Linked DNA regions of Homo sapiens: region 1 is linked to region 2. A link is a loop called in an ENCODE intact Hi-C map of the cell type or tissue named here. Cell type or tissue: GM12878. All regions are shown on one strand. Links, peaks and the distances in the headings refer to the core of each region. The heading gives the core; the rest is flanking DNA.

Region 1 (5,388 bases), core at 303-5,302, 200 kb after region 2:
CACTGTGCCCAGCCACGTCCCCCACATTTGTTCTTTTCTTGGGTCCTCTGCCTCAGCACTAGAGGTAATGGCTGCTCCCTATATCCACTATTACTGTATTTTTTTAGCCTTCTCTTTACCTTTAGTAGTTAACCCCGTTACTGGTTAATAATTCTTTGTATCAAACTTTGCCTCTTGGAATTACTGTGTGTTTTCTGTCTCTGGACTGGACCCTGAATGGTACAATGTATTAAAATGATGCCAGTCATATGGATGCTCCCTCCTTTGGCTGGCTGATGAAGTAGTCTAGTATAAAGGGCTCAGCCCAAGAAGTTTGTTGAGAATTATGTAAGTGAATCAGACAGGCTTCTTTCAGAATTTTAACAGAAAACTAAGAATTGGCCAGTCCTTAGAAGAGTGGACAAGATGCATAGTTGTCTTACAACAGTGACCATGTAAAAGAGTCACCGGACCCTGAAGCTGCCTCACTTCCTGCTGGCTTTCTAGTTTTTTCCCAGTCTGGTCAGTGGATATCCTTGCAATTTCTCTGTTTTTCTTAAGGTGGCCTGAGTTTCTCTTCCCTGGAATACAGGAGCCTAACTCTGGTTTCTTTTATTGTAATAACCAGGAATCTCTGATCAGTAAGGGTCTTCCTGATATTTTCTAACATTGAGTTTTTAATCTGTTTATCCTTGTTAGTACCAGCAAGAAAATACCATCTACTTAATTTGAGTGAAGAAGAAAAAAAGTGGTGTGTGTTTGTGACAAAAAGTGGGGTTTGTTTGTTTGAGACATGGTCTTGCTCCGTTGCCCAGGCTGGAGTACAGTGGCACGATCGTGGCTCACTGTAGTCTCAACCTCCCAAGCTCAAGTGATCCTCCTACCTCAGCCTCCCAAGTAGCTGAGACTATAGGCACACACCACCACACCTGGCTAATTTTTTATAGAGGTGGGGTCTCACTGCATTGCCCAGGCTGGTCTGGAACTCTTGGGCTCAAGTAACCCTCCCACCTTGGCCTCCCAACATGCTGGGATTATGGGCATGAGACACCATGCTGGGCCCAAATAGGAAGTTTTATATGATTCCTCTTTTTTTTTTTTTTTTGGTGGAAATGGTCTGCCTTTGGCAGAAGGGGGATGTAAGGGCATGGTGGAAGACTACATTATGGATTAGGGCCACTAAAAATCTTGCAGTTTCCAATGTTTTCCTGGAGTTAATCCTACTCTACATTCCTTCTATATCCCTAAATATTTCTTTTTGATATCCCCTACAATGGCCACTTCAAATCTTTACTAGTTTCTGAAGTTCCTACTTCATCTCCATATTCATTTCATATTCATATTTACTGCAGCCTTGACCTCCCTGGGCTCAAGCACTCCTCCCACCTCAGCCTGCTGAGTAGCTGGGGCTACAGGCACACGCCACCCCACCTGGAGACTTTTTTATATTTTTGGTAGAGATGGGGTCTCTCCATGTTGCCCAGGCTGCTCTCAAACGCCTAGGCTCAAGTGATCCACCTGCCTTGGCCTCCCAAAGTGTTGGGATTATGGGCATGAACCAATGCGCCTGGCCACCTCTCTCTATATCTTTCCGTTACATGTCTTAAATTCTGCCCTTGGCTGATCTACCTATGCACCAGATCACATTTATTTATTCATTCATTTGTGTGGTAGACTGCCAATTGTTCCCCAATAGAGATTACTGGAATGTATCGTTAGTCTCTTTTATCTCCTCTCACTGAATTCTGCTGCTTAGAACTTTAATGTGATAGCTGGAACTTTATCTTGGACCAAGAAGGAGGGCCTCCTCCTAGGGATGGCAGACTAAAGAGGAAAAAGGAGCCTGGGTCTCTCAAGACTCCGTGGAATAGAATTGCCACGCCACTCCTGGAGGCTTTGCCTCTACTATTTTATATCAGGAAGAAACTTCTGGTTAAGCCACTGTTATAGGTTTTCTGTCCACTCTCAGCAAAACCTAATCCCGACTAATCACAGTTCTGAGATCTGGAATTGCACACCAAGTAACATAAGCTAAAGTAGTGCGCATGAGCTTAGTGAAGGAGGGTGGGTGTCAGGAAGCATCAACACAGGCATGTGTGGTCTGGAAAGTGGATGATTCTTGTGTGGAGCATCCTCACATTTTCTCCCTCTTCCGTTCCAGACTCTTATCTTTATCTTTTATTTTCAGTCCCTCTCCTGGCCTTTGCATTATTTACTAATCTTAAATTTGCTGATATTACCTTATTAGTACACTAATAATGTGTAAATAGACTTACTCTTGTAGCTATTTCCCCTCTTGGTTGTCTTAGCTCCATTCCCTTCAGTATCAAAATTCATGCATTCACTGCTTTGCAGAATCTCATTCCTGAAGCGAGAATTTCAGACAGCTGGTAAATTTAGTCATTCAAAGCTTTAAAGTAAATTCATATTACAAAAGCAACCGCTTTATTTGCATTGTTTCCCAATGGAACAGTTCAGCGATAACACTCATTACCTATTTTGACAACCAAGAAGTTGACATTAGCCAGAGACGGTTGCTAACACAATAATTATCTTTCCTAACTCATTTCTTTAAAATCATTGTACTTCCAGACCATTGTTTTTCTCTCTTTCCTGAATCCCCTAGGTCCTATAAAACACGTCATCAGATTACACCATCTACTGTCCCTCAGTTGTCTATATCATCCATACCCAATAGATACTCCCCTAATATTTTAATAATTATAGAGTTTAATAGAGGCTCAATACCTCTTTCACCACTCTTGCCATAATTCTTAGTGATTCCAATATCCATTGAACAATCTTTCCAATACTCAGACCTCTCAATTTTTTGACCTCCTGACCTCCAATGATTTTTTTCCTCCATCTGACCTCAGCTGCCAGTTCCAATGGTTACATCATAGACCTGGCCATCATCAATAACTGGCACTTCTCCACGGTTTCCATTTCAATCAAGCATCCCATTCTCTAATCACCAACTCCTATATTTCCTGCTTACTTTCTCTAAGATCCTCTCCAACAATTCTTTAACTCCCTTGGGTCCTCCATTCTATTGCTCCTGCCAACTTTTCATTCCATTGCAGCCCCTTTAGCCTCCATTGCAGTGAGGTATTACAAGCCACAGTTCCTTGCTTACCCAGCTTAGTTTCCACTGTACAATATTATAAATCACATCCTTGAAAACACTCTTAACTCCCTTACTGCGGTCTCCATCACCCTTGTCTAGTAATACTCCAATCCAAGTTAGATACAACTCTCTGTCTACTCTGTGCACACAAGTGACTGAACATGACTGGTCCTGTTTGCCATCACTCCCAATGACCCACTTGAGGGGTTTGTGCTGCCCCCTTCTGGAACTCTGGGCTTCAGCGAACTGGAGAGTGGGTGTTCTTTAAATGTTGCACCCTAGGTGCCTCCGTTGCCCTGGTGGACACCATGGTGTACCATCCAGATCTCCCCTCCAGAGTTGTCCTGAATCCGGGCCAGGAGCACTAACATTCCTTTATCCACCAATCACTGGATGTAGGTGGCCCAGGGAGCAGGTATGACTTTGAGCCAGGCAGCTCTCATGAGCCAAGGGCAAGTCTGCAAGAGACTGAGCGGGAGCTGTCAACCACCAACACTCCCTGCTGCTGGGGGCGTAAGAGCACAGGCTGTTCTAACCAAGCTGCTCCCTCCTCAGGGCTTTTGCACTTCCACTTCCTTCTGCCTGGATGTTCTTTTCCTAAGTTTCCAAAGGATGCACTCCTTCACTTCCCTTAGGCCTGTGCTCAAGCATCTGGTTGCCAGAGAGGTCTTCCCTAACAGCTGTATTCTCTCCTATCACTCCACTTTTTCTTCATAAAATTTAGCAGCACTCAACATATTTTATTACTTTAGCTGCTTGGTTTGGCCTTCCTTTGCTAGAGTGCATGCTCCAAGAGGACAGGGTTCTGATTTGTTTGTATCTTCCATGTCCTGAATAGTTCCTGGTCTTCATTAGGTCCTCAATATGTCAACATATATTTGATGGGTGCACAAATTGAAACGCCTTAAATTCATAGTAGTCAGCTCATAAGGCAGAGTGGTTTAGTGGAAGGAGCTTAGGGTTTGGAGTTAGACTGATTTTTGAAAACACCTTTATTTAGGTATAAGTAGCATTTAATAAATTGCACATATTTAAGACATAAACTCAATACATTTTGACATATGTATACACTCATAAATTCACCACCACAGTTCACATAATGAACATGTTCTTCACCCCCAAGAGTTTCCTCTTGCACTTTTGTAATCCCTCCTTCCTGCCATTCTCCATCCCCAGGCAGCCACTGATTTGCTTTCTGTTTTTAAGAGTAGTTTGCATTTTCTAGAAATTTATATGATTAGTTCAAACCATCTGTATTCTTTTTTTAGGTCTGACTTTTTTTGAGATTCATCCATGTTTTTGTGTGTTCCTTTTTTTGCTGGGAAAAATTTCATTTGTTTATTACTTATTTTGGCTGACAGACATTTGGTTTGCTTATAGTTTGAGGATTGTTAAAAATAATGCTACTGTGAATATTCCTGTATGTTTTTGTATGGACATATGCTTTCATTTTTTTTGAGTCAATACCTAGGAGTGAAATGGTGAGGCATGTGTTTAACTTTTTAAGAAACAGCCAAATTATTTTCCAAAATGATCGTACCATTTTTCATTCTTACCAGGTATGAGATTTCTGATTGTTCCACATCCTTGCCAACACTTAGTTTACTCAGTCTTTCTAATTTTATTATTTATTTATTTATTTATTTATTATTTGAGACAGGGTCTCATTCTATTGCTCAGGCTGGAGTGCAGTGGTGCGATCATGGCTCACTGCAGGCTTGACCTCCTGAGTTCAAGTGATCCTCCCGCCTCAGCCTCCCAAGTAGCTGGCACTACAGGCGCATGTCACCACATCCAGCTAATTTTAAAAAATTTTTTGTACAGACAGGGTCCTACGATGTTGCCTAGGCTGTTCTCAAAACTCCTGACCCCAAGTGATCCTGTTGCTTTGGTCTCTCAAAGTGCTGGGATTACAGGCACAGCCACAATGACCAGCTTCTAATTTTAGACATCCAATAAGTATGTATCTCACTGTGGTTTTAATTTGCATTCTGTGGGCCCAGCGCAATGGCTCACGCTTATAATCCCAGCACTTTGGGAGGCCAAGGTGGGCAGATGGCTTGAGCCCAGGAGTTTGAGACCAGCCTGGGCAACATGGTGAAACCCCATCTCTACAAATAATACAAAAATTAGCCAGGTGTAGTGCTGCACACCTGTGGTCCCAGCTACTCAGGAGGCTGAAGTGGGAGGATCATTAGAGCCTGGGAGGTCAAGACTGCAGTGAGGTGTGATTGCGCCACTACATTCCAGGTTGGATGACAGAATGAGACCCCGTCTCCAAA
Region 2 (5,388 bases), core at 68-5,067:
GTCTCCAGTAGTCTAGTCCAGGAGACTCTAGTCTCCTGCTGGTAATAATATAGTAGTAGATAGTAGACCAGCAACTGGGCTTCTTGGGATTTTAATCCTGAAAACAGTGGGTCTGACACTGTAGTGTTTTTCATCAGTGTCCACCCCTAAATGGGCCTTCGCACTACTCCCTTCACTTGGTTGCCTCCACTTGCCATCTGAGCAATTGGCGAGGATGTGCCAGGCCTAGGTTACACTTGAAAACATACTTGACCTTGTATTCCCTGCTCCTTTGAGGTCAGTTTTGCTGCAATTTTGGTTCATGGGGCCCTCATACATGGCTGAGAAATTGAGTGAGAGGTATAACAGTGCCTTAAAATGTTTCAGCCTATGAGGTAATTAATTAGGTTGGTTAGCTCCAGAGGTAACCTGCCAGGAAGATATGATATAGATGTTACTCTTACACTGTAATGAAACATTGTGAAATCAGATTACTTTAAAATGAGGTACCACAAAGTCATGGGAAAAAAGCAGTTGTGAGTATGGAAGCCCAGGGCTTACATCCCAGCTCTCTCTTATACTAAATATGGGTACAGTGTTTCCACCCTTTGTCTGTAAGATGGGAGCTAATATCCTCTAGCCTGTCTGTCTCACATGGTAATTAAAAGGATTAAGCAAAACAATAGTTTATAATTCATAATTCTATACAAATAAGAGATGTTATTATTTAAAAAAATAAATCTTGAAGCTTGTAATCTGGTCTTTGGGGAAAAAATCATAAATCATAAAATACAAATTTGGTAACATTGAAAACACCTGTGCATCAAAACACATCATTAAAAAGATGAAAAATAAAAGCCACAGAACAAAAATACAAACCTTACAACTAACAAAAGATAGTATTCAGAGTACATAAGAAATCCTATCAATCACTAAGAAAAAGACAAATAATGTAATGAATAAGCAAAGAATATGAAAAGGGACCCCATAGGACTTATAACTTATTCATGTTTCTATATTATCACAGTCCTCACCTCATTGGGCTCTCATTTCTTTCCTTAGTCCCACTTAGATTCCATGATCCATCAACTTAACCAATACCTTACATATCCCTTTACTCCTGATGCCTCTTTTATTTCCCTTATTCATTTGGCAAAACCATCACCTTGAGTAAATCCCTGCAACTTCACCTCTGTGGCTGACTGGAGCTATAGGCACACTTCTTCCAATGCAGCTGAAAAACGGGTACAAATTCGGTTAAGAATTTGCGGATATGATAGCGGAAAGATGAAGGAGGCCCATAAAATGGCTTCCATGTCTTCAGTGAAGAATGAAGCACTGTGGTAAAAGTGAGGATGTAAGGATGTGAGGGAGAGAGGATCAGAAAGACAGGATGTGAGGACAGAAGTTTGAAGAGATTTGAAAAAGGTACAGCATCATTTTTATGGAGACAGGGAGATGATGTTACCAGAGAAACTGGGCACTATGAGTACCAATTTACAATCATGATTTTTTAGGATATCAATTTGTGAAACTTGCAGTGCATCAAGTAGCTCACAACTGAGCACACTGACCTTATGTAGCTTTAGTGGACCACTATTTCAGAACCCTTTGTCAGAGTATACCAGCCTCCACTCTGCTATGACATGCAGTTATTCTAGTCTACAGTCCAGAGGCTCTGCGCCAATCTATTCTTCTTAGTGTACAGAATTTAGGCATTATGGAGCTGAACAACAGAGGGAGCCAGGATCCTGATTGCTATGGAAACGTCATGTCATCCTGGATTACATAGGTTTATGTGTGACAGAAATAAACTAGGATCGGACCTTAAGCCACTGGTATTTCAGGTTTTCTCCACCACCCCCAGCTGATTGTAAATATAACCAACAAAAAGCTCCAATGAATAATGTACAACTATTCAGAATAACGGATCACCACAAAAATGCCCATGTTAAACCATAGTAAAAATGACTATCAATATAGGGTTTGAAACTGTTAATTATATTGAAGTCAAAATAACTTTCGCGTTTATATGAAATCAAGAGATTAGAAATATCTGTTTTACTAACTTATAAATCCACATAGTAATGATATTTATGAAATAAAAGACTTTGTAAAAATGATAAATGAAAACAGCAATAATTGTGCAAATTGCCTCAACATTTCATTTAGCCAGTATTTATGGAGTATATAAACAGTGCTACACAGTATGTTGTCTGCTAGGGATATGAACATGAAATAGTCTCTAACTTCCATTGAGGAGCCAACAGAGACATAAACAGATAACTTTCTCTCTGTTTATCTTCAGTGTGATTTTTTATTTATGAACAGATTTTATAAATTTAGCAAATGGATAAAAAATATTTTTTTAGCCTTGGAAAAGATACCAGTTTTGGTGGGGAAAAAGGCTAAATGTAATTTGGCTCACTGAGCAGTAGAGGGTGATAGAACACCAAAATGACAGCTTGAGAATGCCTTTAGACCACGTTGTATTTTTCTATAAACAATTCATTCAATTAATATTTTTCCACAAACTCAATGACATATTTAGCTATGAATATAAAAGTACATAAGGAAATTATAAATAAAGTGCAGTCATAATTTGGGAAAAGCAAGGGGAAAAAATTAGCAATTTTCACTTATTCCTGTTTTATTTATTATTCTTTATTACATTTTTTTCCTCCGTGTTACAATATCAGGAAAGCTCATCGACCGAGGAAATACATTGCACCAGTTTTTTCTCATAAGTGTTACAAATAAAGGTTGTCTTATTGGTATCTTTCATGTTAAGGGTCAAGTTAATGAAAGCCAATGTGGTAGGTGCATGGCAACAGCAAAAGACAAAAGAATGATAAAATCTTTATATCTGTGGGTAGCATCTTTTTGAAGCATGAAATTTAATAACCCTGATTTACGTCAGTTCTTTTGACAGTAATATGTCATATATAATATTCACATGATAAAACTCTTTAAAATGCAACTACAGCAAAGTGGTGTTTCCTCATCAGAATATATTTTGTTTAAAATTATTGTGAAAGTGCCTCTTATTTATGTTATTATAATGCATTTCCTACAAAAAGAGAAAGTGGCTTTTCTTCATCCGAATATATTTTGTTTACAATTATTGTGAAAGTGCTTCTTATTTATGTTATTATGGACAATTAACTCTCCCTTTTCAAGGGCATAAATGAGCAGTTATTTGTGGAGCACACACTAGGTGCTCAATTTATGTATGTTCAGAGGAAGAGATTTTTGAAACTTTGAGTTAGGCTAGAGTGCTGTTTTAGTTTCCTAGGACTGACTTAACAAATTACTAGAAACTGGGTGGCTTAAAACAATAAAAATTTAGTTTCTCACAGTTCAGGAGGCCAGAAGACCAAAATCAAAGTGTTGGCAAGGTTGGTTCCTTCCAGAGGTTCTAAGGGAGAATCTGTTCCCTGCTTCATTCCTGATTGCCAGCAATCCTTGGCATTCCTTGGCTTCTGGCTGCACCACTCTAGTCTCTGCCTCCACCATACATGGCATTCTCTGTGGGTGTCTGTGACTTTTTTTATATATACTTTAAGCTCTGGGATACATGTGCAGAACGTGCAGGTTTGTTACATAGGTATACATGTGCCATGGTGGTTTGCTGCACTTATCAACCCATCATCTAAGTTTTAAGCCCTGCATGCATTAGGTAGTTCTCCTAATGCTATTCCTCCCCTTGCCCCTACCCGCCAAAAGGCCCCAGTGTGTAATGTTCCCCTCCCTGTGTTCGTGTGTTCTCATTGTTCAACTCCCACTTATGAGTGAGAACATGTGGTGTTTGGTTTTCTGTTCCTATGTTAGTTTGCTGAGAATGATAGTTTCCAGCTTCATCCATGTCCCTGCAAAGAACTTTTTTATGGCTGCATAGTATTCCATGGTGTATATGTGCCACATTTTCTTTATCCAGTCTGTCATTGATGGGCATTTGGGTTGGTTCCAAGTCTTTGCTATTGTAAATAGTGTTGCAATAAACATACATGTACATGTGTCTTTATAATAGAATGATTTAAAATCCTTTGGGTATATACCCAGTAATGGGATTGCTGAGTCTAATGGTATTTCTGGTTCTAGATCCTAGAGGAATCGCCACACTGTCTTCCACAATGGTTGAACTAGTTGATACTCCCACCAACAGTGTAAAAGCGTTTCTATTCTTCACATCCTCTCCACCATCTGTTGTTTCCTCACTTTTTAATGATCACCATTCTAACTGGCATGAGATGGTATCTCATTGTGGTTTTGATTTGCATTTCTCTAATGACCAGGGATGATGACATTTTTTTCATATATTTGTTGGCCACATGAATGTCTTCTTTTGAGAAGTGTCTGTTCGTATTCTTCACCCACTTTTTGATGGGATAGTTTGTCTTTTTCTTGCAAATATGTTAAAGTTCTTTGTAGATTCTGGATATTAGCCCTTTGTCAGATGGGTAGATTGCAAAAATTTTCTCCCATTCTGTAGGTTGCCTGTTCACTTTGATGATAATTTCTTTTGCTGTGCAGAAGCTCTTTAGTTTAACTAATCCCATTTGTCAATTTTGGCTTTTGTTGCAATTGCCTTTGGTGTTTTAGTCATGAAGTCTTTGCCAGTGCCTATATACTGAATGGTATTGCCTAGGTTTTCTTCTAGAGTTTTCATGGTTTTAGGCCTTATGTTTAAGTCTTAATCCATCTCGAGTTAATTTTTGTATAAGGTGTAAGGAAGGGGTCCAGTTTCAGTTTTCTTCATATGGCTAGCCAGTTTTCCCAACACCATTTATTAAATAGGGAATCCTTTGTCCATTGCTTGTTTTTGTCAGTTTTGTCAAAGATCAAATGGTTGCAAATGTATGGTGTTATTTCTGAGGCCTCTGTTCTGTTCCATTGGTCTATACATCTGTTTTGGTACCCAGTAGAATGTGGCATAGTTTGAAGTCAGATACTATGATGCTTCCAGCTTTGTTTTTCTGACTTAGGTTTCTCTTGGCTATATGGGCTCCTTTTTGGTTCCATGTGAAATTCGAAGTAGTTTTTTCTAATTCTGTGAAGAAAGTCAATGATAGCTTGATGGGAACAGCATTGAATCTAGCTTGATAGGAACAGCATTGAATCTATATATTACCTTGGGAAGTATGGCCATTTTCACTATATTGATTCTTCCTATCCATGAGCATGGAATGTTTTTCCATTTGTTTATGTCCTCTCTTATTTTCTTGAGCAGTGGTTTGTAGTTCTCCTTAAAGAGGTCCTTCACATCCCTTGTAAGTTGGATTCCAAGGTATTTTATTCTCTTGGTAGCAATTGTGAATGGGAGTTCACTCGTGATTTGGCTCTCTATTATTGGTGTATAGGCATGCTTGTGATTTTTGCACATTGATTTTCTATCCTGAGACTTTGCTG

Evidence for each region. Hi-C counts contacts between places; a loop is a spot of excess contacts. Peaks named below come from ENCODE experiments on the same cell type or tissue, not always from the same donor. Only the 100,000 strongest peaks of a DNase experiment are listed, where the experiment ranks them.
Region 1: it touches region 2 in a loop (4-fold over the local background); 13 of 110 quality-filtered maps call a loop at or near these places.

Annotation. Positions count from the first base shown.
Region 1 is chr1:108,705,880-108,711,267 of GRCh38, forward strand. No RefSeq gene overlaps it. Among named protein-coding and RNA genes, the nearest start is that of FNDC7, 4.3 kb to the right of the region's middle. In GM12878, for the core only: a CTCF peak has its summit at 3,327 (motif pointing left); no DNase peak of the experiment used is centred there.
Region 2 is chr1:108,510,257-108,515,644 of GRCh38, forward strand. No RefSeq gene overlaps it. Among named protein-coding and RNA genes, the nearest start is that of EEIG2, 47 kb to the right of the region's middle. In GM12878, for the core only: a CTCF peak has its summit at 2,419 (motif pointing right); no DNase peak of the experiment used is centred there.